Regions from separate parts of the Homo sapiens genome. Here region 1 is linked to region 2. A link is a loop called in an ENCODE intact Hi-C map of the cell type or tissue named here. Cell type or tissue: mammary epithelial cell. All regions are shown on one strand. Each heading gives the region's core, and the rest is flanking DNA. Links, peaks and the distances in the headings are about the cores only.

The links. Peaks named below come from ENCODE experiments on the same cell type or tissue, not always from the same donor. Only the 100,000 strongest peaks of a DNase experiment are listed, where the experiment ranks them.
Region 1: it touches region 2 in a loop (4-fold over the local background); 3 of 110 quality-filtered maps call a loop at or near these places.

The regions. Positions count from the first base shown.
Region 1 is chr17:83,082,540-83,085,342 of GRCh38, reverse strand. It overlaps METRNL (meteorin like, glial cell differentiation regulator), which reads right to left. Exons shown (of 4, transcript NM_001004431.3): 2 at 20-405. Among named protein-coding and RNA genes, the nearest start is that of METRNL, 4.3 kb to the right of the region's middle. RefSeq lists enhancers at 43-570, 1,470-2,028, 2,029-2,588. In mammary epithelial cell, for the core only: no CTCF peak of the experiment used is centred there; a DNase peak (open chromatin) is centred at 1,522.
Region 2 is chr17:82,875,338-82,878,140 of GRCh38, reverse strand. The region is part of intron 14 of TBCD (tubulin folding cofactor D); the gene reads right to left. Among named protein-coding and RNA genes, the nearest start is that of ZNF750, 37 kb to the right of the region's middle. RefSeq lists an enhancer at 1,489-2,688. In mammary epithelial cell, for the core only: CTCF peaks have their summits at 1,265 (motif pointing left), 1,829 and 2,595; DNase peaks (open chromatin) are centred at 1,280, 1,820 and 2,570; H3K27ac peaks cover 2,500 bases.

The DNA of each region.
Region 1 (2,803 bases), core at 162-2,661, 210 kb before region 2:
CCCCAGGCAGGACACTCACCAGACAGCTCGTGCAGGTCCGACGCCCTGTGCCTCCTAACCAGCTCGTACTGGAAGCCTGTGGTCCTCCGGCCGATATCCTGCTGCGGCGTGGCCTCCACGAACAGGCCGCCCTGCTCCAGGCCAAAACACTGCACCCGGCCGGGCCTGCCGTCCCCGTCTGGTACCAGCAGTCTCAGTTCTCCAGTTTTTTCCAAATAAATATTGGCCCCCGAGGAGTCCGTGAAGGACCTGATGCACACGGTCAGGTGCCGGGCAGGCGAGAAGGTGTTGGGCCGCAGGTTAACGATGAGAGCACCTGTTGGGTACATCCACTCCACGGCACCCGCCGCACAGCGCAGATACACCTGCTCCACCTCCTTCCTGTGTGCCTCGTGCGTCAGCCCGCTGCAGAGGAGAGACACTGTCAGCCAGGCCCGGAGCTCCCGTCACACACCCCACCCGCACCCACAGAGAGTCAGTGAGGACGATACCCGCTCCAAATGATGGCGGCTCCTGGACCCACCCGCTGCCGGCCACAGGTGCCACACGGACCCCTGCCCGTGAGGCAGGCCGGCGCCATCTCCGCCCTTCGGCACAAGGGCCCCACCCAGTTCCTTCCAGTGCACCTGCACCAAGAGCCATGGTGGGGCGGGGCCGAGCTCCCGGGAGTGCAGGCGGTGCTTGTCCCCAGGCCCTCCAGACACCCTCCAACACTCAAGAGTCTGCGCCTCTGCTGCCGTAGCGTCAAACACCAATCTCTGCGATGTCCCTGAATCAGGGTGGCTGGAGGTGCTGGGGCAGTGGGATGGAGCCCCAGGGAAGGGATGGATTCCTCCAGAATATCACGGAGTATCACAGGAATGCCAGCAGGCCCTGTGTACCAACCCTGGTTCCAGATGACCACGAGGGCTGGGACGCTAGAGGTAAAGCGAAGGTGGGGCCCCACCACGTGTGAAGGAGGAGCCCTGGGATGCAACCTGCCCAGAGAGCAGCTTTTAAGTTAATCCAGAGTGTTGGCAGTTTGGGGGGAAGGAGGTTGTAGATGAGTTTTGTCTTTTAGCACCTCATTAAGCATAGATGTTTGTACATTTCTCAAAGTAATGACTTGACCGTTTTCTGCAAGCCTGAAGACCCTGCACTGCCGACGGTATTTGTAAATATAAGCTATCATTACAGCAAGACTCACCACAAAAGCGAGGCGAACTTCCTCCACAGGGTGAGTAGTGTGTGAGTAGCAAGCTAAGTTCACCCTCATACATGCTAAACAGAAAAAAATGAAGTGTGCTACACTCTTGGAGAGGCAGGTCCTGAGTAGAAACAGTTATATTTTCAAGAAACTGAAACATCAAAACCCTCACGCTTCTCAACACTTTAACGTAAATGCCAGCTCGTGGCTAACAGCCACGTCATAACCAAGTGGGCCTGGAACTAACCCGGTGACTTCAACTAAGTGTTTTATTACGCAGATCTCAGACAGGTTCACCCACATTCTTAGGATTTTTATGTGAAATAAGCAATGCTGTTTCCAGAGCCCTGGCCTGAGCGAGTCACCAGAAACCCTTTCTGCAGCAGAGAAAATGCATCACATATGGTTTGCATTTACCGCTGGTGACTCACACTCTGGGCCCCCAAACCTCACTCTTCATAGGCTGCAGGCCACATCAGAGGGTGGTGTCGAGGGTGCACCCCTCCTCACCCTCTCCCCACCCCGACAAGGCCCCAGGTCACGAGTGGCCAGGCCTAGCCGGCTGCCAGGATCACACACCCAGAACAGACTCACAAATTACAGCCCATAAAGCTCACACAAGCTCATCTAACACGTGTGTGGGCAAGGGCACGATGATCGTGCTGTGTGGAAACTGGACTCGGTGAGTGGCTGATACACTCAGCTACAGTCAGCTCTCTTCTTATGCAGCCTCATCGTCACGTCTCTCCCTCCCGTCTCTGGCATCGAGGCCACTGTCCTCCTGCCCGTGCTCAGGCACCGAGCCTCGACCCTCTCTCCACATACACCGTCCTGACACGTTGCCTCCCTCTCGGGGAGTCCTGAAGGTCGAGGGAGCGGGCTCTGGTCACCTCTGACAGCACTGCCTTCATCTGAGCAGGCGAGGGGAACAGCCACAACTCAGCTGGGGACAGGCGGCCAACCCACCTCTGCCCAGGAGGAGGCCGACTTGAGCCTGGGGGCCGTCCTGGCCTAGCACATGCTACCCGCATCTGGTGGGCACGCCTGGCTCCACCCACTCAGAAGACACTGGGCAAAAAGAGGAAGAGGACAAAATGAAGGTGGACACAGAAGAAAGAAGACACCCGGCTACCCCGGCCTTCACCTGACGTCTTCTCAGCGCACTCAGACGGGTCTGCACCCAGCACAGGGCCTGCTCCCCTCTCCTCTCACATTCTCCCGAAACATCCAGACCAACGGGACTCCAACCAGACCCGCTGACGTAGGGATTTTCACATTAAAATCAGTAGCACATGATGCGCAAGACCCGTGTAGACAAAAAAAGTTAAACGATGCATCCTTCAGCCTGGGACCCAGCAGACCTCGGCACGAAGTCCGAGACTCATGGTCTGTGCTGGTTCCTACCAGAAAATCGAGTGCCTCAAATCTCTCACCTCCAAATATCCAGCACCTCAGCAAACCTGAAAACAGAGTCTGTTTATGCAAAATTGCTGGCATTGCAAAAATGTGACCTATCTTTAATGGTCATGGATGAGGGCATTTTGTGATTTTCACGTGAGATGCAGGTGACACAGTTCTGCTGTGATAAAACTGAAGCGTGCAGACAAAACCGTGGTT
Region 2 (2,803 bases), core at 175-2,674:
TTTATCCCACACTGCACTTCCTGGCTTCCAAATGTGAGATGTTCACATCGGAGAATGCTGTGGAGGGTCTAGAAGAACTCCACTGGTTTTGCAATTCTTCTTTAAGTCTAAAATGAGTTCAGAATTAAAAGCTATTTTGGAAAGCAACTAATTATCTAAAGATCTTAAAAGACCCAGGATTAGTATCTGGGAAACTTTCTGTTAACACTGCTTTCACTACTTGAAACTGAAAATTTTGACTTTAATTTCAGAAAAACTCTATGAACAGAAAAGCACTCCATTTTCCTCTCTATACTCTTTATAACAAACTATAGCCTAAATAAGAAGAGAAAAATACTGGTTTAAAATTAAAGGGAACTCACGTTACATTAGCACGAACGTTTTAAGATCAATCCTATTTCAATACATCATAATGGCTTTTGTTAATGATATCTTAGAAATCATTAAACTGATCAAGACATATGAATGTGATCTTCTAATAACTAAAAGTTATATAACTACAGCCGGGCGCAGTGGCTCACGCCTGTAATCCCAGCACTTTGGGAGGCCAAGGTGGGTGGATCACGAGATCAGGAGTTCGAGAACAGCCTGGCCAACACAGTGAAACCCTGTCTCTACTAAAAATACAAAAAACTTAATCGGGGGTGGTGATGCGCACCTGTAATCCCAGCTACTAGGCAGGCAGAAGAATTGCTTGAACCCAGGAGGCGGAGATTGCAGTGAGCCAAGATCGCACCACTGCACTCCAGCCTGGGCGACAGAGGAAGACTCCGTCTCAAGAAAAAAAAAAAGTTATATAACTGCTATTTTTAACAACAAATGGCAGTTTATTCTAAATCTTTTCAGAATGCATAGAAATGTGTGTCATATTTACCATATGAACAAGAGTTTCATTTTTTGAAACCTGTAAAGCCACGTGTTCTAGGGAAAAATATGAATCAAGAATTTCTGGTTTCCTTTAACATTTGCCACAAGAGGAACACAGGCTTCTATCTTTATTGCCGCCGGCTCCAGCCAATACTACTGAAAGGTCACATGTTACACTGAATTCTTGAAATGTGTTATTTGTTTAAATTACTATATTTAAAGTGTGGAACATTGATTAATGAAGAAAGAATGGAAAAAAGAGAAGAAACTTAAAATCATCTACCATCCTCACCAAGTCTAACCCTCTAAGGTTACTGTTGTTCAGTCCACTTCAACAGCTCCGCTCAGGCAGTCAGACCGGCTGACAGCAGGAGACGCAGGCACTCCCGGCTCCCTCTCCCGGCAGTACTCAGCAATTTGGACACAGACCACAGGGCTGCAGCAGGCAAAGCTGGCCTCACTTCAGCCTGGCCCACTTCAACGAAGCTGGCTCCTGCCATGAGAAGTCAAAATGGTTGCTGTTGCGTGTATATTTTACTGAACCTCACAGAAAATACAGCAACGCCTGAGAAACGCTGTTTTTAACTAAACACAGACTCCCAAGTTAATTCGACCAATCAACTATATATGGACTTACAACAAATTTAACACTGTCCTGATTTGGACATTTATTAAAACGGCTCTATTTTCTCATTCTCAGAACAAAACTGGCTCATCGAGAAATAAATACAAACAGGTTTAATGATGCTAGTTAAATATAAATATAAAAGCTCCTTCCTAAAGGACTACTCCAACAGGACACCCAACGTCCCACGTGGGCCTCTCAGTTTCCCTTCGCAGGAACACCCTGAGTGAGTCACCACGTTCATCTACCATCCCCGGGAACCTGGAGAGAGACACTGCGAGGCCGCGAGAAGGGCCGGCCTGTCTGCGCTGAAACGTGCCCTAGGTGTCCTCGCCCGTTTGCTTTCGCTGGAGAAGTTTATGTGATACTTCACCAGGATTTCCCAACACAGAGAAATGGTCTGTGTCAAACAGAAAGGGATTCTCTTTCCTGTCCGAGTCAAGGGGAAGTGCACGCCTCGACTTGTCCCAAGCTCCAGGCACCTCATTTTCGGCAGGTACAGCAAAGTGCAGACCTCACCCCAGCTCAAGTTTTCTTATTTATATAATATTTTATAGCAATAAAAAGCCAAATACACTGTTTTTACCTTAAGAAACAATAATTCTGTGTCATTTGAAAGTCAGACATTTAAAAAATATCAGACTAGTAATTTGTTATTTAGCCATCCTGTTTTTTGAAAGTTGCAAATCATATCGGACCTGCCTATGGCTGAATTTTCCTAACCCCCAAGAACCAAAGCTCACACTAATCAACACAGTGGTAAAACACGAGAATTTTTTAAGTGCTTTCGAGTCACACCTGAGCTGACGTGGAGGCAGGATTTGCCGGGTTTCACAGGGTTAGGACTCTGCTCGGTAATGGCCACTTAACTTTTCTTGAAAAACACGTGTTGTCTTCCCCTGGAAGCTGTGCCACTGAGCAACACCGGTGAGGGAGAACAAGACGTAGCTCTGAGCAATGCCTGCCATTTCCTGATTTTCCAGGACAATCCTGCCCCCGAGGAAGAGATCTCGGATCTGCAGGCCTCGGCGGATCCTCCCTGGGCCGCGCCGCTCAGCAGGTTTGCTCGAGGTGGAGGCCGAAAGTCAGAGGCTGCCCCCTGGCAGGGGAGGGCCCCGTGGCTGCCTGGGCGGAGCTGATGTCAACATGAGCTGCTTACAAAAGAGTTTCAGGTGAGGAAATCACTGGACACACAATGGCAGCAGCAGCAGCGTAGGGCTCGGCTTTCTTTTCCTTCTTGCAAATTAGACTGTGATTACTGGTTAGGAGGGATTTTGCAGATAACACATAACCACTCTGTCCCACTTTAAC